Linked DNA regions of Homo sapiens: region 2 is linked to region 1. Evidence: read pairs that join two places in POLR2A ChIA-PET (ENCODE). Cell type or tissue: PC-9. All regions are shown on one strand. Links, peaks and the distances in the headings refer to the core of each region. The heading gives the core; the rest is flanking DNA. Region 1 overlaps ENOX1 (ecto-NOX disulfide-thiol exchanger 1). Region 2 overlaps LINC00400 (long intergenic non-protein coding RNA 400).

Region 1 (5,383 bases), core at 156-5,155:
ATTTTCTAATATGAAGAAAGGGGTGTGCAGGGCAAAGCACGACATCGAGAGCAATTTCAGTGGAGGCAAAAGCCCGGGATAGAACAAACTGCAGTCAGTCAGAGTGAATGAGTGCCTTTCATCCAGACTCATTACAGAAACTGTGGCTTAAGCAAGAAGCCCTCAGTGGCCATCTGGGTGAGAAGTGGAGGGGAAGAGGGATGGAAAGGTGTGGTGAGAAGGAATCAGCTAATGGGCAAAGCAGGAAGGATTCTACTGTTTGCACGACAACATTTTACATATTGTATATTTTAGGCAAGATGTCCCTAGGCAAATGGTTCCATAATCCCTTTTGTTGATAAATGCCTATTCCCTCATTTCTCATGTTTCTATAAAGGGGAAAGAACATCAACTCCACCAGAAGATACAGTCTCTGGCTTCTCATTCACTTCTTCTTGGGAAGGAATAATTTATCTGATTTTTGAGTTTGGGAGAAGAAATTGAACATGACTAGCTCATTATCTTCCTCCCTTAAATTCATAAAAGGCACAGAATCTCCTATTCTGTTATGCTTTAAGCAGCCTGCCACAGCAGAGGAGGATGACGGCTGTCTACCAATGCCTGTAACTGGGGGCTCAGTTTACATAGAAGGGAGTTGTATTAAGTCCAAGTGGTCACAGATGTAAGTCACATTCTCCAATTCGGTCATGCTGGTAATAAAGCTTATGGTATACACTCCATCTGTCTCACTCTCATGTTTGCTTCTCAACTAGATGTGAACTCAAGGTGGGAATCGGGTGCTTAATTATTATTGCCTTAAAACCTTAAAAGTAGGCCGGGCGCGGTGGCTTACGCCTGTAATCCCAGCACTTTGGGAGGCCGAGGTGGGTGGATCACCTGAGGTCAGGAGTTTGAGACCAGCCTGCCAACATGGAGAAACCCCACCTCTACTAAAAAAGAAAAAAAAAAATACAAAATTAGCCGGGCGTGGTAGTGCATGCCTGTAATCCCAGCTACTTGGGAGGCTGAGGCAGGAGAATCGCTTGAACCCTGGAGGCAGAGGTTGAAGTGAGCTGAGATTGTGCCAGTGCACTCCAGCCTGGGCAACAAGAATGAAACTCTGTCTCAAAAAACAAACAAACAAACAAACAAAAATCAAACCTTAAAATTACACTTCAAGGAGGTTGTTTAAAAATAGAGAAATATAAGACCTCCAATTCCTCATCTGTGAGGTGAAGGGGCTGAAGTGGATAATCTTTAAGTCCTTCCCAGCAATCTCTACACGTCTGTTTGCTATTGTGTGTGTGTATATATCAGACAAGCGGTGGGGCGGTGGGGGTGGTGCATGCGCAAGGAGTCAGACAATCTTAGGTAAAAGGAAGGGAGGATTCAAAGCAGGAGCAGGCAGTCACCGGGGTAGTGAGCAGAAAGGTCTCCTAGGCTGAAGAAAAATTAAGAGATTAGAGGGCAACTTACTTATGAAGAGCATTTTCTGAGACAAAAATGAAGGTTGCTATATATAAACAAAAATATATATATACACATACATATACATTATAATACATAGAGATAAACAAAAAGCAAAATACTGAATCAGGCTGGAAAAAAATTCTCCCCAATTCACCAGCCCTTCCATGCTCACATAAACCCCTTCCCTCATTAGATTATAAGATTTTGTACCTTTGCACCTAAATTTTCCAAGAGAAAAAATGAATAGGCCACAAAATGCCTAAAAGCAAATGCTAGGAATTGTTTGGCTCAAATAACAAAACAGAGACCCTTAACTAAGCTGAGGACAGTGGAATATTATTTTGCCTTCTTGCCTGTTGGAAGCACTAAGAAGACATTTCCAATTCCAACGTTCCATAGACCAAAAGGCTTAGGTGAAGAGGGTTTCCAGGCTCACAGCTCAATGAAAACAATGATGATCCAGGGGAGTCATGGCACTCATGTCTTCAACACTAATGGATTTCAGCTGATTCATCAGTGAACATTTCTCAGACCAAAGTGGAAAAAGCAATTTTTGTCTTCTGTTAAACAGAAATCTCAGTCAGTCTTGCACTGAATTCTTTCACAGAAAATCTCTGCTCTTCTGCCTTTTCAGACACACAAGGTCTCCAGCGGGTGCTCTCCAGAGATGGAAGGAAGGTGTGTTCTGTGCAGTGCATCAGTTGCTATGTGTTCCATTGTGGCAATTGTGATTCACAAGGGCATAGCTGAGCCACCACAGCTTTCAGCTGTAATCCTCCTGGCATCTATCCCTGCTGTTAGAGGGATAATTATCTGGTTATCCCTGAGGCCAGTTCTTGCCATTTTCACATAAAAATCACCTCTTGCATAAGACATGGAATTTAAAATCATCTCCTCATACATATCATTGAGTCACTTCATTACCTCTGGGACATATATAAATTATGCATTCTTCGATTCTCTTTAAATTTTTAGAGGCTCATAGGGACAGTGAAGGATCTCATTGGTACTGAAAATATAAGGCATTCCAGAAAGAAACAATAACTTGTGTGACATTAACTGCTACTAGTGTTCCAAAGGCTCCCTGCTTGGTCAAGGAAATCACATAAAGCATGGAGAACTAATAGCAGGCTTGCATGCTAATGACTGCCGGTCTGCTAGTGACTGAATGTCACTGCCTCACATCCTCATGCTATTCATTTTTCTTATCTCAGTGACTTCTCCCTTCACAGGACTGATTTACTTCTTTAAATTGGCACCATTCTGAGTGTCTGCAACCAAGAAGGCACTGAAAAATTAGAACCCACATGCCCTTATTCCCATTTATTTCTCCAATCCCATGCCTCAATATTAAGAGAGTTATTTGTCTGTACCATGGAAATAGTGTTTTATGAATTCTCTGGAGCTTGTTTGATTTTACCTTTAGATGCGTCCAAGACTCACTACCATACGTGCATTCTTTAAATTCTTTAAAGAGAGGGCGTGACATTAGCATGAATAAAATGCAGTGGCTGTCACGGCAAGAATGAAGAAATGTGTGTGTTCTCATGCCCTGCCATTAAGATGAATTCACAGATGTAAGCTGGCAACACAACACAGCACAACACAACACTGGCAACACAGACATCCATGGAGGGCTACACATTTCATTCCATAGTTCCCATTCAATATAAATATGGCTAACATTCCTTAAAGATTCAAACCCATAGTATATTGTTCACCTCCAAACTGGAAAAAAACCTAGTCCTGTCACAGAAGTGAATTCAGTTGCTTGATCTTTACAGCTGCTGATAAAAGTTTGAGGAGTTCACAGACTTATGGGAAAAGTGAGATAAACTTCAGTATCCAGCATTAAAGGCTTTCCAAGGCAAAATACATTGTGCAATATTAATTTTTCAAGTTAAAAATTGGAGGTATTTGAAAACCATTGCTTCCCCAAACAGGAAGGAAAACCACTGTTTGGGTGGTAAAATGTGCTAATTCTGTACAAAATGCCTTTAAGCCCTTGACCTAATGAGGTTAGTGACAGGGATATGGATGACTAGAACAGAAAATGAAACTCAGAAAGAATTTTGTTCATGAACTGCCATATTTCTCCTGTCATTTAGCCAATTTTCCCTCTCAAAATTACAACATGGACTGCAAATCTTCAAGGCTAATGCTGCATATGACAGACTAAGTGCTATTTAAAATGTAATAATATATCTGTCAATCTGATAGGAAAAAACAAGAGGCCACGCGAAGGACTTTTCAGGTAGACATGGGTCCTAAAAGGTTATAAAGACGGTAATCAGGAAAGCAAGCCACCACACAGCTTTTCCCGTCCAATTAGTAAAAGTGCAGTATTGTCAGCGAGTTCTACAAATGAAAGAATCCTTTCAGCCTGAGCACTCAATGGCGTATACCCACTCTATTAAGTGACCTTCATTGTACAATACATTAATTTCTACTAAAATTAATGTTTTGGGTTAAAATCAATGCTTAGAGGACATTAATGGAAATGATTTAATATGTGTGTCATGCATACTGTTTCAAAAGTTTTTAATCTTTGTAATTTGCTACAAACCAAAATTATATGAGAGGTGGAAGAACACTCAGAATTCTAAAACTCCCACTGCTGACTAAAACATACCACTTTTGTTTTCCACTTTCATCTCAGTCAGGGCATCTGTGCTATTTTAATCTGCCATGCCTGAATTATCAGGAAAGAGAAACCACTGGTTTCCTACAAACATACTTTATCTTAGTAGGACACTTTCCCTCTAGACTCTCTGTGTGGATATTTTCAAGGATTCACAGCGAGACACTGGGTGTGTACGATTGAGGTTATTTAAGATTTTCCCACAATGACTGGCATCCATGTGGAGAGACACCAAATGTCATGCCTCTTCTTAACCAGTTCTGAGGCGGGGAAGGTAGGGAAGGAAAAGCAGTGCGCCTGGGGAGATGGCATGACAAAAGAGAGAGCCACATTCTGCTTAGGAGCTTATTGCTTTAAAAGTTCACCTAAGATTGAATTTAAAATTTGCTTTAAGCACCTATAATGAAAGAACATTTTAGATCTTGGGAGAAAAGGTACAAGTGTCCAGCATGGAGTGAATCGCTTGGCCCTTTAATATTTAACTTCACTGAAAAAGAAACCTCGTGAAGTCCTCTTAAAAGAACGCAGGGGACTGCACAGGACTTTCTCAATTGATGGCATAATGAGAACCATTAGGAAGCTTGACTCCATTTTACATCTTAAATCTCCAAGTCCTCCTTGCAAAAGGAAGCAAACAGTACCTGCTTCCCAAGTGAGACTTGAGTGGAAAGTCGGCCAAAATGAGACAGTTTTCAGAAAACAAATTTCAGTTAAGTCTCAGGAAGCTACACTACTACTACTTTCTCTATTCTCCATGCCCTGCTCCTGACAGATGGGAAATACATCAACTACACTCTGGGCAGAGGTAAGTGACACAGAAGATTTCCATAGGTAGTGTTCAGGTCACACCTTCCTGAACAACTTGTTTTATTAAACTGTTCCTAAGAAGAACCTCTGCCTTCCTGTTGACCTTAAAATCTTCTCAAGAGGATTATAACACAAGATGCTTTTATATTGTGGTTATTAACAGCTACCATTTATCCCAGAGGCTCAAAACAATAGGATGAGGATTGTTACCAGAAGAATAAGACATAGATTCCTCGGTAATTTAGCAAATTTCCAGCTGTAGTACTCCTTGCCCAGTAAAATGCTTGGCTAGCCCTTTGGTATTTTACTCCAGGTTCCTCTTCTGTAAAGTCAACCAACACAAGTGGCCTGACAGTCATGATGGTGACAAGGGATGATGTTCACTTTGATTGTATTTTGGAGGTAAATGCCTGGGCAAAGAATATAAGAAACCACATCCTAGCAATATGTTGTAATACATAAGTTTCTAAAAACTAAAAAACAACT
Region 2 (5,383 bases), core at 120-5,119, 420 kb before region 1:
CTTATTAATGTTTTTTCAAATGACATGACACTCAGAAAAATTTAACAAAATCTTATGTTTTTGAATCGGCTTATGAATCGGCTAAATAAAACCTTAAGACACTGACAAACCCAGTTCCAACCTTTGCTTTGCCATTTAATGGCTGCATGATCCTGGGAAAGATATTTGAGTACTCCAAGATTCACAGTCCCCACTCTATAGAGTTCTTGAGAAGAGTGAAATGAGTTAAGCATCTAAAATGTGCCTCCCAATTACTAGCCAATATTAGCTCCCTCTTCCTCCTTCCTTTGCCACAAACATACCAGGAAAAATAAAATTCTGTTTTAGATCTGATAAATAATTCCTGAAACCCAGCATAGCAAACATAAACACACTGTCCTAAAATACATGGGCAGCATAGTGTGTAGCCATCATGAGCCCCGCCTGCTTGCTTTCCCACTGCATTATGCCCTGAGAAATTGCCCCATGTGTTTTCTGGTGTTTGATTCTGTGCCAGAGCCATTAGGGTAGAAGAATGAGAAGGAGTTGAGTTCAGTCCTTTCAGAGAGGACACTCTCCTTTGGGCATCTGCTGGTTATGAGGGAGCTTCTTGCCACAATTCAGGCTGCATGCTGCTGGCAGAGGGAACGAAGGGAATGCACTGTCAGAAGGACAGAGAGACAGAGAAGCAGACAGAAGCATGGCGATGGCCAAGTGTTCTTTAGGGAGAAACAGGCTACATACGGGATAAGATTTTTGGAACATGAAAGAAGGGTTACTTTACCAATCTGAGGCTGCTCAGGCAGTGGTGCCAGAAGTCACAGAACATATAAAGCAGAGTTTTTCCTCATGCAGTCATCCCTCAAGATCCATGGGGTGTTGCTTCCAGGACCCCCTTAGATACCAAAATCCATGGATGCTCAAGTCCCTGATATAAAATGGCACAGTATTTGCATATAACCTACACACATGCTCCTGCTTAATTTAAGTCACCTATAGATCACTAACACCTAACACAGTGTAAGTGCGATGCAAATTGTTGTTGCATTGTTTAAAAGTTTTATGATTTTTTCTTATTGATATTTTTAATTGTTTTTTCAAATATTTTTGATCCGTGCTTGATTGAATCCAGATTGCGGAACCTATAGATAGAGAGGGATGACTTGTTTTTTTCCTTCTGTTCTCCCTTTATTCCAGCTCATTATTTATTTCATAGAATCTCAGGTTTGGAGAAGTCCTTAGAGATATTTTGGCTCAACCTCCTTCTCCATGCAGAAATCTCCTTTACAACATTCACGACAGATGGCCATTGTGGTGTTGCTTTGTTATAATTTGTTTTATTTAGTAATTGGTTTTTATAGAACACCATTAAGTTAAACAGTTTATTTTTCAAGGCTCCATGGAAATGGCTCTCTTTACCATCTGTGTGTGCCTCTCATATGAGATTAGACCCTGGGACTTTCTGCCCCTTGATGGCCTGAACTATTAGTAAGGGCAGAAAAGGGAAAAGGACTTGCCTCACTTCTCAATCAAGACTCCTGGGTAAGATTCAGTGCCAGGGAACGGGGAGGGAAGGGTAGCAATGATTTAAAAGATATTTACTAGCTTGAGAAAGGTCATTCTGACCTTCGGTGTTGTTTCTTTAAAAATAATACTATTTGAGATTTTCTGATTATGCAAGTAACCCAGGTGCACAAACTTTTAAAAATTATTCTAAAAGCACACAAAATTACTAAATATTTGGGAGTTCTGCGATGATACTGCTTCTTCAGTTTTATATTCTGCCCTTTTTACATTATAGTGTGTCATTACATGTTCTTCCATAATATAAGTCCTAGTTATGTATCATATTCTGTTTCATAGCTGTGGCATTATTTACTTAACCAGCCCCTTCTGGTTTCCTCTCACCTCTTGCTTCCTCATGCTGGTCAGAAAAGCTGCCTCTGGCATAAGCACTTCTTAATCTGCCTTGACTTTCATCCAGACACATAAACGCTTGTCCCAATGCATTTGGATGGAATGATACGATTCCAGAGTGTTTCCTGGGAGTAATCATGGTGTTGCTGCGGAGTCCATCTTTGGGCTTTGTGTAGTTGATGTGTTAATTACACTCTGTCAAGCCACAAACTTCTATTCCCCAAGCCTCTCCAGGCATGCACAATCATCTGTGTGTCACACTGCAAGTGAGGATAAGTCTAAATGGACCCTTTAAATCAGCTTGGCTGCCAACTTTGGCTCTATTGACTTGTCAGGGCCCAGGCAATGGCACAGCCAGCAGTCTTGGCCCATATTGACCAGAATGGGCTGCAGCAGAACTACCAGCCTCGCATCCTGTGACAAACGACCCAGGACAATGGGTGGTACCTGGGCTCCCGCTCTAGGAGCAGGCAGTCCTGCTAACATACCACCGCTTCCACCCCTGTCTGGCTCTCTGCTGGCCCTGATCCAAATGGGGCATTGTGCTTTGTTATTGTTGCCATAAGAAGTGGCAGCAGGGCCTGGAAATGCAAGGTAAACATTTGCAATGGGATTCCAGGGGCATCTCCATGGCCTGATGCTTTGAGGAGGACAGAAATAGGAATACTAATGTCCCAGAATCTGAATCTGTCTAGAACTGACTGCTTATTGATGTGGGTTATTTTGCTCTGTAAAGGGACACACACACATACACACCTCAACCTTTTAGAAGAAATCCTGGGTTAATAATACTCCACCTGCTGGTTCCATCTCTGAGTTCCCCATTCTTGGTCCCATTTGGTCCTGACTGAACTGCTGACCATGAGGCTGACCTCGGCCCTTGGTCCTTGGTCCTTGACAGTCTTGAGTCTGATGACCTCCACCTCCTCTTCACATGGCTCCACATTGCTGGATATTGTCATCTTGCTTCCTCTCACATCCTTTGCTAGATATGACTGCTGGTTTCAAGAGGGGCCCTTGGGTGTCAGGCTAGGAGTTGTTGCATAAAAGAATCCCCTTTGGGTCTTCTTTGTGATGTGCTTTGTCACTGGGACTTAAGCAGTGCTGCTTGTGCTCTGAGTCTCATGACAGCAATGCCCAGGCTTTAGCATGTGGCTCTGGAGGGAGCAGGCATGGGCCTTCAGGAACCAGAGCAGGAAAGGAAGACAAATGATGATGCTGTGGTGGCCTGTGGTAGCAATTGATTCTGGCTTTCCGCTCTCTCCTCCCTAGTTACAGACCTTGTCTTCTAGCTGAAAAGACAGGCTCCTGATCCAGGCCTAGCCAATCACAGTGCCCCTTTCCCTGGACACAGCAACAGCCCAGGCGTGGGTGTGAGTCCCACACAGAGTTCATCAGAGTCTGTCCCTGGGATTGATTCATAGATGTTGGGAGAGAAAGGTGCTTCCTTTCCACTGGGTTTGCTAAGCAAGGGCTGCCATGTGGTGTGCCATGGGTTACAGAGAAAACAAAGCTGGTACATAAAAGAGAGCAGAGACAGACAAAAATGAGAGACGGGAAAAGAGAAGCAGCACAGCAGAGGTGCTGAGCACTAGCATGGCCCTCGAGGCTGCTGTGCCCTCCACTGCTACTTCAATTACATGAAAAGCTGCAGCATCTTTCTCAACAATGGGAGCCCATTATTCTCTCGTCTTTCATAAGCGAGTTTGTGATGGGCTCTGACACACATGGCCGAAAGGGCCCTGCCTAATGCACTTTCTGATGCCAGCAGGTGCCAGTTTGATTTGTGAATACAGATGAGACATCCCTCCAGGAACTTTAGGAAATAGCATAAGGACACTTTGAGGAAGACCCATTTCCTGCAGGCAAGCAGGATGAAGTCTTCTGCCATAATAATTTGGATTATAAAAGGGAAGTATGACCTTGTTTGGATATCATAAGCTGGTGAGCCAGAAATATGTAGGCTATTCTCTCAAAAATTCATACACATCTCTTACCAGATTGGCTTCTGGCTGGACCTCCTGCCCCCGGCCCAGGCCCCAGGCCATCAGACCTGCTTAGAAACTTGTCTGAAACTGAGCCATGGAGGTCGCCTGAGCTGGATGCACCATCTACCTCACCCAACTCAACAGAGAGAAGTTCCTGCAAGAGAATTGTGAGGTTTTAGTGGACAGGTGAATGTAGAGCAGGAGAAATAATCAGGAGTAGCATCAAGATTGGAGACTGGGGAGGCAGGTGTTTGGTGAATCCATTAACCTAGAGAAAAGATTATTAAGGGAAGAGGAGGTATGTGGGAGAGACTAACTTAGAGTTAGATGTATTACACACACAGTAGGTGCAGAACGCCTGGCTCTACTGTGTCTGCTGTTTCAGGAGGTGCTTGGAAACATAGGTCTCCCTCTCAGAAAAGAGCTCCAGGCCAGCACATACACATGTGTATGTGTGTGTGTCCCCTTACAGAGCAGAATAACCCACATCAATAAGCAGTCAGTTCTAGACAGATTCAGATTCTGGGACATTAGTATTCCTGACTATTTCTATCCTCCTCAAAGCATCAGGCCATGGAGATGCCCCTGGAATCCCATCACAAGTGTATGTGAAGTAGAAGTAGACGTCACTGGAGTGTAGGTGAAATAGAAGCCATGAGGGTTGAATAAAATTGCTTAAGAAGAGCATTATATTGGTTTCCCAGGGCTACTATAACACATTACCATAAAGCAGGGTAGCATGAAACAACAGAAATTTATTCTCACACAGTTTCGGAGGCCAGAAATTTGAAATCAAGGTGTCAGCAGGGCTGTGCTCCCCCTGAAGTCCCTAAAGAAGGACCCTTCCTTGACTCTTCCTAGCTTCTGGTAGTTGCTGTCCATCCTTGCCATTCCTTGGCTTCCATCTGCACCACTCCTATCGCTACCTCCATAGCCACATGGCCTTCTTCCCTCTGTGCCTTCCTATCTCTGTGTGCCCTCTCCTCTTCTTACAAGCACATTGGTCACATTAGATCTAGGGCCCACTCTAATCCCATAGGACCTCATCTTAACTATTTATATCTGCAAGATCCTAGGTCCAACTGAGGTCACATTCTGAGGTTCTCAGTTGGATCTGAATTTGGGGTTGGGGAGTGCTATTTAACCCACTATAATGGTGAAGAGAGAAAAAGAGAAAGCTAAAGGCAGAATCATGAGACGCACGAACATTCTGGTCGTTAGTAGGGAAGTGTTAGCAAAGGAAAGAGAAAGAGAGAGAGAGAGACCACATTCCTAGCTGCTGAGAGGCCGGGTGGGGATGCAAGCAGGTAACTGTGTGTGACCATCAGAAAACACTGGTAACGGCAGTTGGGTGACTAACTAATATATTTCACCCAGGACTAGAGTGGCAGTCCAGGATGCAGAACTTTCGGTGCTAAAACCCAACAGTACCAAGCACACTGGAATGGTTGGACACTCTACCTGGGAACCAGCAGTTCTATTAGAACTGAATGTGGGGA

The links. Peaks named below come from ENCODE experiments on the same cell type or tissue, not always from the same donor. Only the 100,000 strongest peaks of a DNase experiment are listed, where the experiment ranks them.
Region 2: POLR2A ChIA-PET joins it to region 1 with 6 read pairs; 1 of 35 experiments calls an interaction of 5 or more read pairs at or near these places.

The regions. Positions count from the first base shown.
Region 1 is chr13:43,570,585-43,575,967 of GRCh38, forward strand. All of the region lies in intron 2 of ENOX1 (ecto-NOX disulfide-thiol exchanger 1), which reads right to left. Among named protein-coding and RNA genes, the nearest start is that of ENOX1-AS2, 120 kb to the left of the region's middle. In PC-9, for the core only: no CTCF peak of the experiment used is centred there; no DNase peak of the experiment used is centred there; H3K27ac peaks cover 475 bases.
Region 2 is chr13:43,148,458-43,153,840 of GRCh38, forward strand. The region is part of intron 1 of LINC00400 (long intergenic non-protein coding RNA 400); the gene reads left to right. Among named protein-coding and RNA genes, the nearest start is that of LINC00400, 38 kb to the left of the region's middle. RefSeq lists an enhancer at 5,255-5,383. In PC-9, for the core only: no CTCF peak of the experiment used is centred there; no DNase peak of the experiment used is centred there; H3K4me3 peaks cover 289 bases; H3K27ac peaks cover 688 bases.